3 separate regions of the Mus musculus genome follow, and regions 1 and 2 are each linked to region 3. The links are chromatin loops, found by intact Hi-C in ENCODE. Cell type or tissue: left cerebral cortex. All regions are shown on one strand. Each heading gives the region's core, and the rest is flanking DNA. Links, peaks and the distances in the headings are about the cores only.

The links. Peaks named below come from ENCODE experiments on the same cell type or tissue, not always from the same donor. Only the 100,000 strongest peaks of a DNase experiment are listed, where the experiment ranks them.
Region 1: a loop joins it to region 3, with 5 times the contacts of the local background. A loop is called at or near these places in 2 of 42 quality-filtered maps.
Region 2: it touches region 3 in a loop (4-fold over the local background); 2 of 42 quality-filtered maps call a loop at or near these places.

The regions. Positions count from the first base shown.
Region 1 is chr10:16,574,444-16,581,965 of GRCm38, reverse strand. No RefSeq gene overlaps it. Among named protein-coding and RNA genes, the nearest start is that of Gm20125, 520 kb to the left of the region's middle. In left cerebral cortex, for the core only: no CTCF peak of the experiment used is centred there; a DNase peak (open chromatin) is centred at 3,218.
Region 2 is chr10:17,720,284-17,727,805 of GRCm38, reverse strand. Cited2 (Cbp/p300-interacting transactivator, with Glu/Asp-rich carboxy-terminal domain, 2) reads right to left here and starts at 4,578. Exons shown (of 2, transcript NM_010828.3): 1 at 4,347-4,578; 2 at 2,132-3,868. The coding sequence starts at 3,860. The coding sequence ends at 3,051. In left cerebral cortex, for the core only: a CTCF peak has its summit at 3,363; DNase peaks (open chromatin) are centred at 2,551, 3,383, 3,705 and 4,651; H3K4me3 peaks cover 2,500 bases; H3K27ac peaks cover 2,369 bases.
Region 3 is chr10:16,520,457-16,527,978 of GRCm38, reverse strand. No RefSeq gene overlaps it. Among named protein-coding and RNA genes, the nearest start is that of Gm20125, 570 kb to the left of the region's middle. In left cerebral cortex, for the core only: no CTCF peak of the experiment used is centred there; a DNase peak (open chromatin) is centred at 3,643.

The DNA.
Region 1 (7,522 bases), core at 2,176-4,675, 54 kb before region 3:
AACAATGGTGCAGACTGCGATTTTAATAGGACTTCCCATCTTTTGAAAGACAGAAAAATATAAATAAGCAGGTATAAATTTTTAAGCTTATTTTTTTTTTTAGTTAAAGTGTTACTAGTATGTTTAATATGTTTTCAGTTGATCTTTAAAGGTCCTTTTAGATTAAACATTCAAAGTCATGTCTAAATTAAATTAAGTTTAACATGTTGTTGCAATTCTGATGAAATTAATCATTCTCCTTGCTGTTTAAGTAACCTCTTTGCAAAGACTCAAATTAAACATGTCTACACTTGAAAAATGTACCCTAGATATTAAACCATGGGATTTAAGACAGAAAATATAAATAATTTTGATATTTTGGTATTTTTGACACCCTATATATCAATAATTTAGACAAAATGTAATGTAGCATAAAGGTCACTGAATCGGTGTTCGCAAATTCTAAAATCTAGCTCTAAAATCTAATCATGACCTTGAGAAGATAGCTTCACCCTTTAAAACCTCAGATTGTTGAAATTTATCATGATAAGGCTATTTTGATCCCTTTCAACTCTATGAATATAAATGTGCTTTTGTCTGGAGAATAGCTGAATGCTTTCGCTTTGTTTTCATGAAATAAACTTTGATGGTTATATCAAATGTGCTTAACTAAAGCTATTTATCTTGGTGATATGTCTGAAGCATGCATCCTGCTGAGAATGGCTCCAAGATTATTCTTTGCTGCTATACTGCCAATACCGATTCATGAACTCTGAGGAAACCTACCCTAATTTCAGAAGGAGTTCAGTGTCCTATATAGCACCCCTTTCCTTTTATTTAGACCACATGCTGTTTCTTCTGGTGGAGTGGACAACACATTTCACAACTCAAAAGGGAGTTACATAGCTCTTTATTCTCAATAAAGAGACAAATGTATGCAGGGTATAGAAAGTTAGATGGAAGAAAAAAATTCTTTGTTATGTATAATAAAATGCCATGAATATCATGATTACATAGATTTCAACTGAACATCAAAAGGCCAGTAGTTATCAATTTAATGCAGAATATTTCCATAGAACACCCTTTTAATTGTAGTATAAATGGCTAGTCATTGTTATTAACCGTCTGGCTCAGATAGTGTCTGCAGTGTGGCAGACAACACAACAGCCACTAACTAAGGTCAATCCTAAAGCAAAGCGGGGGATAATTTGGGCAGATTTGCCCAGGCTGAAGTGTTGTTAGCCAATGCTGTAAACTGTGAAGCTCAGCAGAGTGTGTGGTCTAAGCAATGTTTCCCATTCAAATGAATTCCAACATGAGAAAGTTGAATATCAATTAAAACACTTATTGAAATTACACTAAGGATGACACGGATTACATGTGATGGTACATAATTTTCAAATGCATGGCAAGACTTTTGTCCTTGATATCTGTCTCTGTGTCTCTGACTCTCTCTCTCTCTCCATTTTTCCTTTATGCAAAAACGAACTGAACTATTTCGCCCACTCCTTCTCTCCCTCAGCTTCTTATTATAATTCTTTCACTTCTCTTTGATGCAAATTAGTCTAGACTTTCTAATCAGCCTCTGATTCTCTTCTTCACTCGTAACTCAAATTACTATACAAAGTGACATGTAAATTACCACATCCTAACAGTTGTGTCTTTATTACACCAGCAAGTACAGCAGTGTGAGATCAAAATCAGAGATTCAATGTAAGAAAGTGTCAAAATACCAGAAGTCCAATAGGAAGAGAACTTAGAATCTGAACATCCAACAGAAAGGATCCAGGTGGAAGGCAGACACTGAAGCGGGCATGGTGACTCAGCCAATCCAAAGCAGATATCAAATCACCTCCACTGATCTCCAACTTTAGACAAATTGGGACCCTGAAATAGACTAATAGTATATCCCCTAAAGGCTGTTAGAGCCAGTGATCCTATACAGAAAAGGGTAGACAATAGACACTAAAATCAAGAATGGAGGATGAAGACTTCACTTTATAAATAAGACCAAGGAAGATGCAGACACTGAGTTTACTCCTGGTACTCTAATATATTCCCATGATTCTGGTATTAGAAATAGATATTTGTCCTTTATGCACTACAGGATATGGTATGTAGGTATAATTTTGAGATTCTACTAAGATAATAGACAATTCATACTCATCTAAAACTACATGTTGCTTCTCCTGAATGTACTTATATGTATTTTGAAAAAGGTGAGATGTCCTTAGACATGTGTCCACATATGTCCCACTACTCCCTACACAGAAACTATGGATGTTAAAGTGAACAATTTCTAGGCAGTTGTTCCTGGACATCAGCAGCAGGCTCCTCACTATAAACTCTTAGATGTCCAGTACTTTGGCCATCCTACTGGATTTATAAAAAAATTGCACTAGACAATAATGTTGTGGCCTGTTTTTCAGTTATGTGCTATATGCTTGCTAATAACATACATTTTCGATTTTTGTGAATGAGCATATGTTGTACAGAGAACAATATAATTACACTGTACTGTGACTTTGTTAACACAGTTTGTGCATCCTAATTCACATATCCAAAAATTGAAATGCTCCAAAATAAAAAACTTCTCTTAATGTTGACATAATTATAAATTCTGTACTTGACCTCAAATGATGGATGGGTCACAGACAAAACATAGCTTAATTGAGCATATTGTATACAATTATCTTTAGGCCATGTATATTGTATTTATATCTGGTCTCCTTTTTAAGACAGTCTCTTTTATATTCTAATAAAAGCAAAAGTACACAAACCTCAATTATTTGGCTGATGACTATTTCAGCTTGGGAAAGGATAAATATTCTGTTTTTTAAGAAATATAATAGAAAGAGATTCAGACCACATATGTAATCACTAGGGTAATAAAATAGGTAGATGGATTGGTTATATGCTAAGCATAACTTTTCTTCATTTATTAATGTTTCATTCGTATATAATGCCTACAGTAGTGTTTAACACATCCCTAAGTGTTAATGATGAGCAAAGTGGAAAATATGAAGACCTTGCTCAAATATGCAACTGGAACGCTGACTCAGTCTCCTGTTATCTAACTCTATAACTAGCCCTTTGATGAAATGTGTCATAGTGTCTCCTCAAAGATGAGAGGGTGTAAATGCCATAAAATGAGGAGGAAAGGAGATTTGGAGGAAGGAAGGAAATGGGTAGGAGGAAGGAAATGAATCATGGATAGTAACACTGGAGTAGAGATATTTCTGTTGGCTTGTTCTAATGAGGCATGTGTTTGGCAGTCATCTGAGCCCGGGGAAGGATATTTTAGTCTGTGTTACATATGCACTTAAAGATGTAGGGATCACAAATCTGTGGTATATTTTGGAAGTGTTGGGAAGCCAAATGTAACTAAAGCCCAACTTTACAGCACGTGAACACAATAATACAGGTATCCATAATGGTAGAAAAAGAATTAATTCTCAGTTACATTGAATGTCATTTGTACAACTATATTGTTTCTTAAAACCCTCCATATTTTATTTAAGTCACTTAAAAGGATCAAGGTACCTTCATTTGCTTAATCATAAATATCAAAGTGAAAACAGCCCAGAATGGACCAGATATTCAAACTAAGTACGTACAGTTTTGTATAACAAATATAAAAACTAAGTCACATTTGAAACTATAAGAACTCTTGTGTATCATAGGATGAGATATCATTAACACAGTGTAAGTGAAAGAAACAGAAGATCATAAATTCTGTGGCTGGTGATTGGTCAACAGTTTCATAAGACTGTTGGGAAAAAAGAAAGTGACCAAGAACATTTTTCTAAGGACCCTGCCTCTCAAAATTCTTCTTAATCCATTTTAGTAGCAAATTACTGCAAATTATACTTATGTACATAATTGAAACCACTAACATGTACTATTTTATGAGTTTATTTTGCCAATATTATCTGTAGATCATTAGCTTAATTGTTCCATTTATTTTTAATTAAAATCTCCTTTAAGTATTTTTGAATTTATGGCTTCCCCCCTTTTTTTTCATTCAGAGTTGATATCATTGTTTATCATAGTAGTTCTGTAAGGGGTTCATATTTTTATTACATGTCTTCAGGCACATGCTTCTAAAAGACGACATCTATGGAAATAATGGACAACCCATATATTTTACTTATGAAGACTTTCAATTTTTGTAAGTGGGATTGGTTGGTTGTAAATGAAAGCAAAGTTATTAATCTAAATTATTTCAGGAAATTTGTCATGCAAATAGATGAAGTATCATTAGAAGTCATTTGCAACAGGTTTTCTTTCTAACATTTGAAGTGAACATACATGTTTCATTCATTTTTAATGTAAGTAAAGACCCTGAGTTGTTACATAAACACACAGGTCACAGCAGAGATAAGGATTGCAGAGGTTTTCATCAGAAGCAGGAATTTATGATGAGCAGCTTTTGTCCTGGCTTCTGTGTGACCTCCTAATTAGCACAAAACAAATGGTATGCTAACTGAACAAAGAACAAATTAGTCAATGATTGAAAAATCATAAATGCTGAAAGCTTGATAATTTGTCAGCTATTTCTACCTCTTTTTCTTTTTTCTTTTTCTTTATTTTCTTTCTTTCTTTCTTTTTTTTTTTTTTTTTTTTTTTTTTTTGATGGGGTTTCTCTGTGTAGCCCTGGCTGTCTTGGTACTCATTCTGTAGACCAGGCTGGCCTTGAACTCAGAAATCTGCCTGCCTCTGCCTCCCAAGTGCTGTGATTAAAGGCATGTGCCACCACTGCCTGGTTTCTACCACTTTTTCATTGCAACTAATAATAATTAAAGTTCAGATGTTTGTTATTTTAGGGAGTATTTAGGATATCCAAATTACAATCTTGTGTGGAAAATATTAATGTTCTAAATTTAATTCCTATGTATTTTCCTCTATTTTGACAGATACAGTTCTCTACAATCTACCATCATCAGAATTTTAAAATATGTTATAGAAATAAACAATTCATAATTTAAACCTTCATATATTCTGTGTGGTGTGCTCTGCCATGTCTTGTGAACATTCTGTTTATTCAGTGAAGTATTCTCTGATGCTGTAAAGCCAAGTGCCATATCCCCACATTGGGCCCTTACTAGTTGACTTGCTTATGAAGTGTTATATATTTTAATTAAGGAGTTTTGCTTATTCATGATCCTAACTCCATGACTCTTGACACTGGTTAGTCAGAGAAGCCAAACAGAATTCTAAAAGCATTTTCTTCAATTGTTGATGTTGATAATATCTATAGTACAATAAGTTACCGAGAGAGAGAGAGAGAGAGAGAGAGAGAGAGAGAGAGAGAGAAGTAAAAAACTGCTCACCCAAATTTATTACATAATATTTTTAAGTGTTTGAATTATTATTTATTCTTGTTAATCTAATATTGTACTGTGTTTGTAAGTTAAACGTAATTTATTGAAAAGTATGTTATATGTAATGATTGCAATTGTCTTTGATCTTTCTAATTATAAAGAAACATCTGAGGGAATAGAAAGAAACAGCTTAATTTGGCACCAGGTTTTAGAGTTTTTGTTATTTTGGGGGTTTTGTTTGCTTTGCTTTGTTTTGTTTTCTACTTTTGCTCTCTAATGCCACAGACCATCATGGCAGGAAAATGTAGCAGAGAAAAGCAGCTCATCTCGTGAATCGTGAAGTAAAGAACAAAAAGAAACTGGCTAATACCACATCATGAATAAACCCACAAAGACCTAATCACTTACACTAAGCTGTAAATTATTAAGGTTCTAGTACCACTTAATAGAACCCCAAAGAAGACCAAGAATTTAACATATGGTCCTTTGGGAAATGATGTCCAAAATATAGCAAGTTATGCCTGTAATATCAGGTATCTACTGGGAATCATTACCTATAAGCCCTGTTGCTGACAGAAATGATAGACATTTTCCCATTTGTCTTAGTTACTATTCTATTACTGTGACAAAGGTCTATGACCAAAGTAACTTAAAAAACAGTGTTTAATTAGAGTTACAATTTCAGAGGGTTATAGTCCATGCTGGACTTAAGTAGGATACAGAGAAGGAAACTAGCCTTTCCCTAGTTATACACCTCATCCAAGGACACACCTCAAAATCCTTCCTAGACAATTCCTATTGGGGATTAAGTATTTAAATGTATGAGCATCTGGGGCCATTTTATTCAAATTAAAATTCTATTAAATTATTGTCACATAAAATTCAATTTAAATGATTTCTTTAAGCCATAAAAGCATGAAATAATGCTATCTCCAATAGAAATTATTGATATTTAATTTTTCAATATTTTGTGTTAATAAATAAGTAATGTATTAAATATAGATAAGAAGTCATGTCAACAATTGAGAGTTTATGAATAATATTCAAAGATTAAGATGCATGTTACCTTTAAATATTGATGCCAAACTTTGTAACCAAACATGTATTATTATACATCCAACTCAAATTTGAAAATTGAAGCTCAGCATAATTTAGATGATACATGTAGACACATCTAGATAATGAGTGTCTTAGTCAAGGTTTCTATTCCTGCACAAACATCATGACAAAGGAGCAAGTTGGGGATGAAAGGGTTTACTCAGCTTATACTTCCATACTGCTGTTCATCACCAAGGAAGTCAGGACTGGAACTCAAGCAGGTCAGAAAGCAGGAGCTGATGCAGAGGCCATGGAGGGATGTTCCTTACTGGCTTGCTTCCCCTGGCTTGCTCAGCTTGCTTTCTTATAGAACCAAGACTACCAGCCTAGAGATGGTCCCACCCACAAGGGGCCCTTTCCCCTTGATCACTAATTGAGAAAAATACCTTACAGCTGGATCTTATGAAGCCATTTTCTCAACTGAAGCTCCTTTCCATGTGATAACTCCAGCTTTTTTCAAGTTGACACAAAACTAGCCAGTACAATGAGTAAGAAAACAAACTTTCACATTCAAGCTCACTAACCTGGAGTCTTTTACTTTTGCTCTGATGATCCTAAACACATTAACTGATAGATTCTGCATTTGTAATCATTTAAAAGATATATACTACTAATTAAAGTGTTCACTTTGGGCTACAGAGGTAACTTAGTTGATAAGAGTGCTTCCTGGAAAGCTAAAAGCTTTGAATTTGGATCCTTTAAACTAATTTAAAACAAGGAAATAATAGAGCATAATGAATCAGCAGTGCTGGAACAGGGAGATAAGTGGATTCTAAGGCTTTGCAACACAATCTAGCCAAATGGGCAGTTCTATGTTTAGCGAGGTATTTAGGGAAAGAGGAGAAGCAACCAGCATTTGGCTTCCATATGTAGCCATTAGTGTAAGCAGAACTACACACACATTCATACACAGACACACACAAACACACAGAGATGCACACACACATCCCCTCACAAAAATTACCACACATATAAATAAATAAGTAAAACAATAAACAACATGCTGATTGTGATCAACGCCTATTCATACATGGATATAAAAGTGAAGACATCAAATCACTCTGTATCCTTTACCCATTTTCTCCAACAGGAAGTGATTTACATAAAGTTTATAGCACCAC
Region 2 (7,522 bases), core at 2,179-4,678, 1.2 Mb before region 3:
GCAGCACGATTATATTCACGCAGACATATTCCTCTGTTGTGTGTCAATGGGGCTGTGCTTATCACTGATCTCGTCTTGAAAATCAAGCGTGCAGTGTCTGTTTGTGAGCAGAACCTAAAGAACAGAGGCCCTCTTGTACCACGTTAGAACTTTCTGACAAACAGCCAAGGTACAGAGGTCAAATTTCCCCATATGCCCTCAGCAACTTAGTAGGAAGCAAGACCACAGAAGGTTTTGCAAATGTCTGCCAGGAGCCGGGTGATCTAGGTCACTGTACAGGTTTCATTAATCAGGTTGTTTAAACAAGGGCTTATTTTTCTCTGCCTAAAGCGACCTGCAGATATCACGTAGGATCTGCTCAATTGTTGATCAAGAGAGTTTTAATGAAATAGAGATGGTGGGTGGGGGAGGGGAGTTTGTATTTGCACTGAGGACAAATTGTGCTTTTAGCCAGCTCTCTGAGTCCTCTGTTCTAACAGGGATGGGTCCAAGTTCTAATAATAGTTCCTTGAGCTCTGCATCTCTACATACGTGTCCGGCATTGGAGCAGCAGGAGCGATTTAATGACAGAGCAGGTGTTATGGCTTATTCCCTGGCAGAATAAATGGTGAATCGGGGTGGTATGACAATTCTTTGCTTGCCTCTTCATGACACACACACACACACACACACACACACACACACACACACACACACACACACACACTCCCTGGGAGAACAAACCAGTATTTGCTGTATGCAAACTTTTTTTTTTTTTTCACTTGAGCCTGGGAGAGGGGGGAAGAAAAGAAAAAAGGAAAGAAAAACTTACTGTGAAAAATGCTTGGCTAGGAAGATTTACTGCCGGATTGCAGATGCAATATTGACATGCCGTAGCTAAAGAGAACTTCAGCTTTAACTCTTGGAGAAATGGGGTTGTTTGAAAATTGGGGTGAATGAGCTTTGCGTGATTTCATAGAACACAATTATTAATAGGATGGTGTCAATTATAGAGTTATAAAAAGCCCAGTGCACTATGCATCTTAATTTTACCTGTCCTGCTTGGAAATAGAACTTAACAGAGTCGAGCCACTCGGAGTCCTTCTCAGTCAGCCTATGTGCCAGATTCCAGGGCAGCCCTACCTGCTTGTTCTGACTGCAAACATGGGCTTTAGGATCAGATTCAAAGCACAAAAAGGGACCGCTCTTTTGAAGCAAGGTTTGCTGTAAGACCTTCTTGGCCTGCATTTCCTTGGTCTCTCCATAGGGTCAGTGGGAGTCTCTGTTCTTGGCTGAGGGTATGCTGCTCTTGAAAGCGTGAAAACATGACAGGCAACAACAACCTAACTCCTCTCTCACCTGGGATGCTCTGACACTTTCTTTCTCTTCTGCTTGATTATGTAAGGCTATCCCTGACACCCACTGAATGTGGGTTTGGTCTGCTTAAAGACTCAGCTCACCCAGGCTGTTAAACTCATTTTATACTGAGGTCCCTGGCACCTAATGCATGGGACAGCGGCAGCTCAGAATTCTGGAAAATGGGGCACGCTTGGGAGGGAACATGTTATGAAGGTTGTAATTTGACCTTTGAGTCAACCTCGGAGCAAAACTTAAATATTATTGGAAGCCTCAAGGTAGGTTTCCACCCCCCTCTTGCACCCAGAACTGCAAACCAGTCAGAATCTATTTGAGGTTAAGCTGGCAGATGTGTCTATCCTTAGCGCCTTTGCTCAGAAATAAAATTCATCACTTGAAATAAAGGTAATTTATATTTAATGCCACCCCATCAATCACTCAGTATAATATTCTAGTCCATGTCCTTTTAAGTAGTTGAATCAAAAACAGTTTTCTCCCCCCACCCCCACGCAGTGAGAAAGATTAAATATTGCTAGCCTTCCTAGCCAAGGAGCACTGGAAATGGAAACAACAGCAAAGAAACAACAACAAAAACACTGTGACAACTTCTCAGCCTTTGATTAAACCACACCAAGAGGCATGCTACAAAGGTAACCAGCAGCATTATGTCAATTATCCTAAATCCTGCTTTCCCTTAAGCTCACGGTGACCTGTTTTAGTGTCCTGAAACTTATTATCCTTTGAAAGCTTACTCGCAATAACAAGTGGAATGTAAAGACAACCCCCCCCAAATGACTGACTTTTAGAAAACAAGTTTATTTCTTAACTTTTTATTGACATTGGCAAATTAAAATAGAATAAATTAACAAGTATTTTCTCAAAAAAATGTTTTGTACAAAAATACTGTCAAAATTTCCTAAAAAGCTTTCAACACAGTAGTATCTTTTCATGTACTGAATATAACTATTAGCACAGTGTCAAAAATGTTGAAGACAGAAACAAAATAAAAATCTGTGAAATGTTTGCCACTGACGACATTCCACACCCTATTATTGTCTGTACATATGGGGGAGGGGAGACAGCCAACTTGAAAGTGAACGGTATGACTTTTCCTGATCCAGAACGGTTTGGCCCACATGTTTAATCTTCCAGTTTAGCATATTTGAAAACTTAAGTCTGTACTCGAATGCATAGTTAAAAAAAATGAAGCGAGATGGCAGTTTGTGCAGTAATATCTGCCCTTCAAAGATCATGCAGCCAACAAATGCAATGTTTCCTTTCACTCATGAATCTGAACGCAGCGCAGTCATTTGAAACCATCTACAAAATCCACAAGATTAAGCAGTTTGCCAAGCTTAATATCTAACAGTTGAGCACGGGAGAAAGTGAGGAAATAAAGGAGTAAAAACAAACAACAAAAAAGACCAAGTTAGCTAGATATTTCAACTACATAAGGGAGGTGAATGTCAAGGCTACAAAAAACGAAACAAGAATAGGAAAAAGTGGCAGCAATCTTTTTTTTTTTTAAACCAATTTGTACAAGTTTATAGTTTACTTTGTTTCCAGGTTCTCAACCCTTTCAGGATCTGAAAAGCGAGATACTGCGTCTAAGGGAATGTTTGTTTTTTTGTTTTTTTTTTAATTCACACCGAAGAAGTTGGGGGTGGGGGTGGGGTGGGGAGGGTGATTTCTTTCCGCCTGCGAGGTTAACCGAGTCAACAGCTGACTCTGCTGGGCTGCTGCTTGCACACGAAGTCCGTCATAAAATCAAACTCATTTTGGCCCAGCCAGAGTTCGGGCAGCTCCTTGATGCGGTCCAAACCCATTTCTATCACTAAGGACATAAGCACTTCCTCGTCGATGAAATCAGTGTCTATGACATTGGGCGGCAGCATTGCCGCGGGGACGTGAGCCACCGAGGCGGGCATGGTGCTGCCACCGCCGCTGCCGCCCGCGCTGCTGCCACCCGCGCCGCCCGAGGTGCCGCCGGAGCCGCCGGGGGTGCCGCTGCCACCCGCACCGCCAGGGGTGCTGCTGCCTCCGCTGTGCTTGGGGTTGCAATCTCGGAAGTGCTGGTTTGTCCCGTTCATCTGGTGGCCTGCAGTGGGGTGCAAATCCGGCATGTAGTGGTTGTGGGGGTAGGGGTGATGGTTGAAATACTGGTTGTTGAGCTTCTGCAGCTGCATGCTGGCCGGCAGGGAGCCTCCCTGGCTGGCCACCGGGGGACCCATGAACTGGGAGTTGTTAAACCTGGCGGCCGGGGCCAGAGCGCTCGGGGGGTGCCCCCCGTTCACAGTCCCCGGCCCCATGGCGTGCCTGATGCCGCTCGTGGCATTCATGTTGCCCGCGCCGTAGTGTATGTGCTCGCCCATGAGGGCGTTGAAGGCGTGCTGGGGCTGCTGCTGCTGGTGATGATGCGGGCTCGGGAACTGCCCCATGCCCATGCGGTGGGCAGGGTGGTGGTGCAGCCCGTTGGTGCCGTCGGGGAAGCGCCCGTGGTTCATGGCCATCATATGGTCTGCCATTTCCAGTCCTGAAAGCGAAACGAGCAGACGCTGAGACCCGCGCCACACGTGTCGCCCACCAGAGCGCACCCCACTTCTGTAGCCCCCCGTACCCGCGAGCACGTCTCAAGCTGCAGACCACCACCCCCGAGAGAGCCCACCAGCAGCCCGTGCACCCGAGCTCGCTACCTCGGCGGACCTGCTGCCTGCCGGACCCGCACAGCCTGGCGCTGAGCGACCTGCCCCTTCCCCTAGGATCCGGGAAAGTGTGGCGGGGGGAGGGGGACCGGAGCCCACACCCCCCTGGGTTCCCTGAAGTGGCCTAATAAAGGAAGTGCCCCGGAGCCGGGCCGCGAACTTCAGGCATTCAATCAGCCCTCCTCACCCTGTGGTTGCACATCCTGTTGTTATTCCCCAGCTCCGCCTCACGCTTGTCCCCGGAGCCAGCCCTGCCCTCGGAGGACTAGGCTGGCAGCAGCCCTGGCTAGCTTCGCCCGCCGCGCTCACCTTCCGTCTTTGCGATTTCTGCTCGGAACACCGAAGGCGGGCTCGTCGAGTCCAGGACCGGCTCAGCAGCACATAGAGGGACAGCCGATGGGCTGTGAGGCGCTCGCCGGTGCGAGGTTGGCGCCGAGGTCTTGCAGCAGCCGCTGGAGCAAATTCCGAGCCGTTCCCTTTTCTTTTCCTCCGCTGCCCTAGCCGCTCCGCAAGACCGCCAGGCAGCTGCCAACAATGAGCTGTGTTTCTCCGGGCTTTGGCCACTGTTAATATAAGGATCTCAGGAAGGGCGGAGCGACAGCCTCCCCGGCGGCAAGCGCAAACACACGGATCCCGGAACATCAGCACCCTGGATCGGGTCCTCTGCCGCGTCCGCGAGTCCGCGCTGCACGTGCGCAGCGGCTGCGCGCCCCGGCGCCGCCCAGCAGGTCTCCGGACCGAAGTGGCTTTCTGGCTCCCAAAGGCGAGGTTGTGCCTGCCACCTCAGGGACACGGAGCTAGTCCTCCCGGCCACCCAGTGCACGGAAGCATCTACAGGAGAGGAGCAAGGAGCACTCCCCACCTCCTTCTGGCTAGATCTCCCCACCCCCAGCTCGCTCACCCGGCTTACCTAGTGATCTGCCCTGCCCTCTACAGGAAAAAGGGGTTCGCTCAGCCTCCCTGCCCTGCAGAGTTTTCTTAGGTGCCAAACTCTTCCCAACCTACGAAGAATGGCTATGCTTTCCCGAGTTAGATTTTTAAAGCCCTGGGCCGATCGTGTCCTGTCCTCTGAGCGCGCTTTCCTGAGCCGCGCCTTTGTGTTTGTGTTTGTGGTTTTGTTTTTTTTTATATACAGGCAGCACGTACACCTAACTGAGGTATTTTTCTTAGTGTGGATGCACCCTTTAACTCCCCACCCCTCACCCCCGCTCCGCACCTCCACTCTTTTCAAGGACAGGGGTTGGGGGCGGGGAGCGGCAGCGGCTGCAGGTGGACCGAGCGCGCTCACAGGCCGGGGCGGCTCCACTCCCGGGGTTCTGGAATCCGCTCCGCACTTTACGGCCTGCTCCACGCTCCGGGAGTACGTGTGCTTCTGCTAAGTTTGCGTTTGCAGCTCTTGGTAGCTTTGGCATCCGAGCTGAGGCGTCCCTGCTCTGTAAACAAACTCAGCGATCCTCGTCCCCAGATCCACCTTTTTGCACATACACAGTTACTTGCTTCTGCTGTTGCCCTTGATCCAGGAGGTGGGGGTGTGTGCAAACTTGCACAGCCTCCCTCCGGGCTCTTGCCTGACGGTTTGGGGTTGATTTAGAAGCAAACGGGTTTGTAATTAAGAAATTCGAGGGCTGAGTAAGGCTGCTGCTGCTGCAAAAGGAAAACAGATAGATAGCTTGGTAATCGCTTTGTAAATAAAGTCGTTTTGGAAGTGGGCACGTAGCAGCACGTCCTGTATGGCACAGTGCGCGCACACACGGCTACTAGTCTTCCTTTTCAGTGAAATTGTTCAGTGGAGCAATAGGCGGTGATAATAATAACCTTGCTTGCAGAACGAAGCACAACGAGCCCGATCGCCCATTTGGCTCATTGACTTGCAAATAAAACCCCTAACACTGGTCTGGGCCACTATCCAGTCCTAGCTCTCTTGCTTTGCGAGTTATTTTTCCTACACCAGGATGAGGCTGTTTGGAGCGTGTATCTCTCTCTTTAAGTGGTGAAATCGAGTTTAGCGCTCCGAATAAGGACTTCTGAGTACGGTTGTTTCTTCATAACTCGATGTCCATGGACGACTTCCTGCTGTAAAGAGCCAGTACCCCTCCCCCATCTCGTTTCTTTTTCACCCTTCTAGCTAACAGTCTCTCTCTCTCTCTCTCTCTCTCTCTCTCTCTCTCTCTCTCTCTCTCTCTCTCTCTCTCCTGTATTTCTTGAGAACTGGAAATTCTGATACATTGCCTGCCCCATTCAGTAATTTTTTTTTTTTTGGCATTACTCCTATGTCTTCCCCAAGTTGGTCCCTTTTCAAGCACCCCAAACAACAAAACCTTCTCTCTTCCTGTCTACCCTTTTTCCAGACTGTCAAGCATTTATAACCCTGTATGCAAATGATTTTGAAACCTCAAGAATGTTTACTTTTTGGAGAAGTGAGCAAGAGATACATGGCTTTCAGTTCTAACAATTCTCTCTTTTGTCCAACTCCTAGTTTGGCCTGTATGTCATGAACATGACGCTGAAAAAACCAAGAGGTTTTGACGGAGATCAGAAGGGACGTTTCCTATCAAAAACCTGCATTCCAAAATCTTGGCCAAGCCAAGATAATTTTTTTGAATAGATTATTTACTTCCCTTTCCTATCGTGCAGTCTTGCGACACAAGGAACAGCTTTCGAACGTCTAATCTAAATTCCTCCTGCAGCCATTAAGGGAAGGTATCCCACTAGTGTGCTCCAATGTTTCTGTAGACTATTGGGCAATCTCTGGAAAGGCCACTTGCCCATCATCCACCAGTAAAAGGGAAAATAAATACTTCTGAGTCCAACTGGATGGGATGCAGAATGCGTTGCTCATTTATTCTCCCAATGCATGTTCTCTGGGTTCCAGGAACTTCTTAGTGCCCTAAGATGTAAAGATGGCAACTCATGCTTAGAAGGAGACCTCAGATAACCAAGTTTGGGTACACCCACCATCCCAGAGTGTATAGGAGGGATACCATACCATGTCTCAGAGGCATCAGGAGGCTTCTCAGCGGGCATAGTAAACTAGTTAAAACCAGAGGATGAGTAAACGTTTGGTTGCATGGATCAAAGAGTTCCGGCAAAGAAGAGAGAAGCAAACTGGATAGATGAGTCCTAAGGGCCAAACTCTTTTTGGGTCCAAACTACAGTTGGGTCCTTAGGCCCCGGTGTTTCCAGGCTGAGAATTTGGATTGGGTCCCAGTGCCACAGAGAAGTGGGTGAAAGCTTCAGAGGTAGTATTGTGGAGCGCAGTGTGGAAAAGGAAGACTTGAAACAGGGAGTCCAGGTTGGGGGTGGTTGTGGTTATAGTTATCCACAAATACAGGAAGTCCCCTGAGGTTTCTCCCAGGAACCTGGGGAGGTGTGGCCAGCGAGCACTAGACAGTTGTAGTAGCTTCCTAGGATTGACATAGTAGAACACCATGCTTAAGCAACAAAAAGTTATTGTCTGATTTATATTAGGGAGCCGGAAGTCCAAA
Region 3 (7,522 bases), core at 2,182-4,681:
CTCCAGCATTGCATTCATACTGATGACCTCACTTTAATTGATGTGATAAAGTCACATCCTGAGGCTCTGGTGGTTACATTTCAACATAGGAGTGTGGGAGGATTAAGGAGGCATTATTCATCTAACAGATTTATTGATGTATCATTTAAATTGATTCATATTAACTCGTTGAAAGTAAATAGAAATGCAATCACACCACCACAAATAAAATATAGAATATTTTTCTCATCCCAACATAATCCCATAAGTTTCTTGACTGCTCACTCTCTTTACAATGTCCCCTTCTGGTAACAGCTGACTTGCTTTCATTGGTGCAATTTTGTCCTTGTAAGTATGTGACTGTATTAGTTACTCTTCCCTTGCTCTAATTAAAAAACAAAACAAAACAAACAAAAAAACCTGGATTTAGGAAGTTGATATTAATGGATAATTGTAATTTCCTCCTCTTCATTCAGCCCATACCTCCATCTTTGGGCTGAGTTATTTATTTATTTCCCACAGTAATGTTGAATCTTCTCACTTCAATTAACCTAGTTCAAATAAATGCATTACAGATCTCACTGATTTATTTTCTTCCTGTTTTCAAACCTCACAAGTCGACAATGGGGATTAACCACCACAATTATGAATTCATATATATATATATATATATATATATATATATACATATATATGTATATATACATACATGCATATATGTGATTTTTGTATTCATGTTATTATGTGAGCATATACAGGTGTTTACAATCTTGTTGGGTAGTTTCTGTCTCCAATACACAACTTTTACACTTAATTCCCTAAGAAATAACTACACCATTTCCCAAAATGATCATGTAGTTTGGCATATTCTGTAACAATTGCATCTCACTTGAGATTTTATTTTCTGGTTTAGTTTGAAAACAACATTTCTCCTCACAGTACATGTCAGCCTGAAAATTATTATGTATCCAAGTCTGGCCTTTTGAACACATGATCTTCCTGCCTCAGATCCTCAGTGTGCAGCATACTGATGTGGTACAATGACTATCTATTTTCTATAAATTTCTTGTCAATATTGAGCAGTCTAGAAGGCTTGTTCTGGCTTCTTACTATTGCACTGATTTAGTTTCTTCAACAATTATTAGTACGGAATGCCTTTGTTGGGGGGTTTACTTGTTAGCTGCATTCTATTTTTGAGTTATTTGCAAATTTTTCATTGTTTTATTTTATTGCTATGCTTCTGTTAGTTTGAATTATTAGAATTTTTGAGTTCTCTTTATATTCTACTTCAGATAATATAGTACATATACAATTTTTGTTTATTTCAATTGCTATTGTTCAATAAAAAGAAGCAGAAATTAATGTATATATGGTGTATGAAATGCTCACATCAGATTATGTTACTTAATTGTTCCAGTATTACTATTAATTTATGTTGGAATTTTGAAAAAATGTTAATCTTTAACATATAGATTCCTCATTTTCTCATCTTGACAAACTGAGCTCACCCAGACTCCGTGATTTCTTTAATCATGGCTACTTTTTACTTTTCTTTACATTTTGCTTAAGAGAAAATATTGTTTCTTTTCTTTTCTTTTCTTTTCTTTTTGTTGTTTTTTGTTTTTTGTTTTTTGTTTTTTGTTTTTTGTTTTGTTTTGTTTTTTGTTTTTTTTTTTTTTTTTTTTTTTTTTTTTTGAGACAGGGTTTCTCTGTGTAGCCCCTGGCTATCCTGAAAATCACTCTGTAGACCAGGCTGGCCTCAAACTCAGAAATCCATCTGCTTCTGTCTCCCAAGTACTGCAAGAGAAAATATTCTTATATTAACGACTATCATACTTAATCATTTCATATTTTTGAGAATTTAAAATTAGCTGGAAGACTATTGAGATCCCTTCTTCATGTTTGTGTGTTTGCGCACACATGTGTGAGCAGAAATTTCTAAAGATATTTAACTAGGGAGGGAAGACCCACCAGGAATGTAAACTGTATTGTATAGATTGGCTAAGGACAAAAATCAATTAAAATAGTTCAAAAGGAGAAATTCAGGCATTAGCCAGTATTTCCCTTTATACTGCTTCTTCTATAGCACAAAAAAGATCTTCCATAATTTTTTTTTTGTGGTTTAAAGATCTTTTATGAATGTCAGAATATTCCAGAGGCAGCAAGCATGCTTTGCCTAAATTCTGTGGATAACTGGCTCCTTTCTGGATAGTTAATATTGTTGTTAGATGTGGCTTGAAGACTAGCCCATTCATTGGTCTTTCTTGTCAACCAGTTATTTGCAGAAAGTAACTGAAGTATGTGTGCAGTATTGTTTTGTTTTTTTTTTTAATAAGAAATTAACTCACCTATAACTGTGTTAAAATTTCTTTAGATTTCTCTTTATGATCATGTGCTCCTTTACCTGAGTTCAAAAGTGAGACAATTTCTATGTTATGTTCATTTCTTAGTTCCTTGCTATTTCTTGTAGCCTAAATAAAAATATCAGGTATTTACATAAATATATTACAAAAACTATAAAATGTCATTATGTGACCTTGTGTGCTATTTATTTTCAAAGAGGATATTCAAGCAGAAATGAATCCTTCAACTGAAAGTAAATTAAAATCTACAGAAATGAGAAATTTTCAAATCAACCCCACAGTTTCCCATAAAGAAAGCAGATGATAAAATGATTTTCTGAATTGCGTATATACTATATCACAATTACGTTCTATTCCAAGTACTACATATTCCAGAGTGGAGTTTCTAAAAGTCAGTGCATGGCTGTCATCTCTTCTAATAGTGGGTAGTCTTTCATTGTTTGTCTCTGTGGACTTATAGAAACATCAGCCTTTCCTCTCTCTTCACTTCTATCTCTGTTGCTCTGATTGCTTCACACTGTACCCCCAATGATCACATTTTAGCCACTTGGTGCCATTTTTATGTTCCTTTAATGTTCTTTTAAAAATACTTCCTCCACCCCTGATTGGTCTTACCTCTTCTGGAATACTACATACGACTATAACATAAAGGTTTCTCCCAGGCTCAGAGAAAATTCTTCATTTTCTGGCCACCCTTTCCAGTGCTGCAGGTACAGAGGTGTGTTACCACAGTCCTAGATCAGAGTGTACCTTTCTCTATGTAGCCTCCCTTAAACCCTGAAAAATGGACTGCATTGCACCAAAAACTACAGTGTATCAATCACAGGATTTATTAGTGCTGTTTCCTGATTATTTCTTCCATATTACTCTAAAGAAGCAAAAGGAAGGAAAAACATGGGTATTGTGTCCATTGATTACATACCGAAGGACTTAAAAGAAATTATAGTTTTCCTACCACCTAGATACAGGTTCAGGAACTTTGGATACATTTCTTAAATTTGAGTGGATAAATGTATGATGTCCTTATAATTATTTGGTGAGAGAAAATGATGCCTAAAAAGTGTCTATTTAATATTTGTGAAATACTAGGCAGTAGCACTTGTTCTTCTTTTCCCAAGATGCTACCTTTATTTCTGAGTATATGGCTCATTTCTCTTTCCAAAAGACCTCATTATCCTCTTACTCTATACTTGGTGAGTAACATCAGTGGGCAGATGCTCATAAAAGAAAACCAGGATTGAAATAAAGGATGACATCACCAGGCTCCAGTCTCTTTTATACGATCATTATAGCACCCTGACTCATTTCCATCAAACTGTATCACTGAAATAAAAAGGAACAAGTTGGACTTTCAGTTTGGATGCAGTTGAACAAAAAGATGATTCTATTTCAAAGGCTTCCTCACAGCCTCCCATTGCCTAGTGTGTTGGTACATGTGCTCACTTCCCAATGCTTTAGCAACTTTAGTGGTTCTGTCTTCACTGGCTTTTCAACCATAGATACTTTGACTGAGAATGAAGACTTATATGTGGCTTAAGGGAGACATAATTAACAATGTGAATATTGTTACTGTAGACAGCAGCTAATGATAATGGAGTGGTAACAACATGACAACTAGCTATTTCTAAGAGCTATTCGTTCTCTACATTTATGGAGGGGGTGTAATCAGATTAAAAATAAAATAAACCTGAAAAATTCAAATAAAAAAATCTGAAACATCTCAAAGAAAATATCAAACTTACTGAAATAAATGAAATAATTCATTTTTCAACAACAAAAAAATGGTAAAGTTCTTAAAAATGCTGTGGTTAAATGACAAACGAAAGGTGTTGTAAAGGTCTGTGCTGTGTCTGGATTTCCAACATATTGTGATCAAATAAACTAATATAAAATGAGAAAATTTAATATTTATTAGTTAGGTCATAACTCTAAACTTTACAGTCTAAACCAATTACTGTTTATTATTTATATATTACAAAATTTAAGTGTTATCTATATTTTTTCTCTGTATCTTCAAAGTAAGTAGGATTGATATCTGCAAATGCCAAGTTCTGGAGGGAAGGGTTTGCTTCACTGTAATCATTCTTATGGGAAGCATAAATGTGGGAGTGAGCCAGATTTGATAATTGGTAAAATATCTCATATATACTGCATGAAGTTTTGTTACACTCTTTTTCATCTTTTCGGTGATTTAAAAAAAAATCAGTGACAAACATCTAGAAAACTACAGTCTGTGTTTAAACAAAACAAAACAAAACAAAACAAAAACAAACAAACAAACAAACAAACAAACAAAACCAAAAAACCCTCATTGCTTTTTACAGAATTATTTCATCTCCTTTACAAGGAGAATAAATATCCTATTTAGTTATGCAAAACTTTGCAATTGGAGTAGTATTGGAATACTTTCATTAATAATGCTTCATTAAGCCCACCTAGCAACACAGAGAATTGAATGTTGGCAACATTTTGACTTTATTCTATTCCTTTTTTGCTAACTATAAAACCACATTTGAATTTCACTGCTTGAGTATTTATAATGACATAATAAATCTTTCCACTTTTCTTCATTTGAACATTTTTATCACATTCTTTTTCATCTATCCTTGGCTTGCTCCTCCCAGATTATACCCAAACTACGCACCAAACCATATTCTCTTTTCTCTCTTAAGATAAAATTTGGAAGTGTGACGAAAGGATGGACCATCTAGTGATTGCCATATGCAGGGATCCATCCCATAATCAGCTTCCAACTGCTGACACCATTGCATACACTAGCAAGATTTTGCTGAAAGGACCCAGATATAGCTCTCTCTTGTGAGACTATGCCGGGGCCTAGCAAACACAGAAGTGGATGATCACAGTCAGCTATTGGATGGGTCACACGGCCCCCAATTGGGGAGCTAGAGAAAATACCCAAGGAGATAATGGGAACTGCAACCCTATGGGTGGAACAACAATATGAACTAACCAGTACCCCAGAGCTCTTGTCTCTAGCTGCATATGTATCAAAAGATGGCCTAGTCGGCCATCACTGCAAAGAGAGGCCCATTGGACTTGCAAACTTTATATGCCCCAGTACAGGGGAACGCCAGGGCCAAAAAGGGGGAGTGGGTGGGTAGGGGATTGGGGGGGTGGGTATGGGGGACCTTTGGGATAGCATTGAAAATGTAAATGAGGAAAATACCTAATAAAAAAAAAGATAAAAGAAAGAAGTAATTTATGGCAATTATCATCATCGTCGTCGTCGTCATCATTCACAACAACAACTACAACAACAAGGACATCCACTAAAAAATGTGGAGTCTGATTTGTGTTGTTTAACTATTCTTGAATGTGGGGGTTGACCTAGGGTGTACATTCAGTGTCAATCTATTAAAGAAAAAAGTTCTCTTTCTCAGAAGCTATCATTTATGAATGCATTTTGGTTAGTAGTGATATTGTGTCCTTTCTCCTGGGGCAGACTGTTAGCTAGTCTGCTCCCCTGGAGATACCATATACTGAACCATCCCAGAGGATCCACTGCCCACAGGACAATTAACACCACAGCCTGAGGTTTCCAAGGAGATCTGATGCACACAGGGCAACTGGCATCCCAGGAGATGTGCTACACACAAGGCAACTGAGCAACTGACTGCCTGCTTGTCTGTTGCTCTGAAGACACCACAGCATGAAGGCATCCTAGGTGCTCCTCTGTACACAGGGCAACTGGGTAACAGACTTTACAATCTGAAGACCTCCTGGGGGTTCTGTGGCATGTAGGGCAACTGACCAAACAGACTGAAAGCCTCCATGAAGTTCTGCTGCACACCGGGAAACAGAAAAAACAGTCTGTAGGCCCCACTGGAGAACAGCTTCACACAGGACAATAGCTTGACTGGTCCTCTGAAGACCCATTAGTCTGAAGGCCTCCCAAGAGATCTACTTCAGCCAGGGCAACAGATCAGCAGTTTCTCTGTCCCTCTGAAAAGCCCCATTTGGAAGGCCCCACAGGTGGTCTGCTTCAGCCAGGGCCACATGCCTAACAGGAGACCTGAAGCAAACTAGGGACAAAAGAGGCAGACTCCAGACTGAGCTGCCCAGCAAGCAAACACCAGGGACAACCAGATGATGAGAGGAAAGTGCAAGACCATAAGCAACAGAAGCCAATATTTGTGGGCATCATGAGAACCCATTTCTCCCACCACAACAAGCCCTGAATACATGAAATCATCTGAAAATCAGGAAGCTGGCCTAAAATCCTATCTCAGGAAGATAATAGAGTCCTTTAAGGAAGATTTAAATAACTCACCTAAAGAAATACAGAAAAACACAGGTAAACAGGTAGAAGTCCTTAAAGTGGAAACAAATAAATCCCTTAAAGAAATACAGGAAAACACAATCAAAATGGTGAAGAGTAGAAGGCAGAAAATAGTCAAACTCAGGGACAAAACCAAACAAATAGAAACAAAGAGAACAATACAAAGATTAAGAAAATATAAAGCTGGTTCTTTAAGAGAATCAACAAGATACATAAACTAGCCAAACTAATAAAAGGGCCCAGAGGCAGTGTTCAAATTAACAAAATCAAAACTGAAAAGGGAGACATAATTACAGCAATGAAGGAAGTCCAAAAAAATCATTAGATTGTACTACAAAAGCCTACACTCAACAGTACTGGAAAATATAGATGAAATGGATGGTTTTTAGACAGATAAAAACCAAACCAAAGTTAAACCAAAGTTAAATCAAGAGCAGGTAAACTATCTAAACAGACTCATATTGCATAAGGAAATATAAGAAGTCATTAAAAAACAATTCCAAGAACACATCAAAACCATAATTCAGCATGATCAAGTAGGCTTCATCCCAGAGATGCAAGTTTGGTTCAATATATGAAAATCCATTAACGTAATCCACTATATAAATAAACTCAAAGAAAAAAATCACATAATCATCTCCTTAGATGCAGAAAAAGAACTTGACAAAATAGAACACTTGTTTATGTTAAAAGTATTGGAGAGATCAGGAATTTAAGGCCCACAACTAAATCTAATAAAGCAATATACAGCTAACCAACAGCCACTATCAAATTAAATGGAGAGATACTTAAAGCAATCCCACTAAAATTAAACATGAAACAAGGATGCCAATTCTCTTCCTATCTAATAATATAGTACTCAAGAGCTAGCTAAAACAAT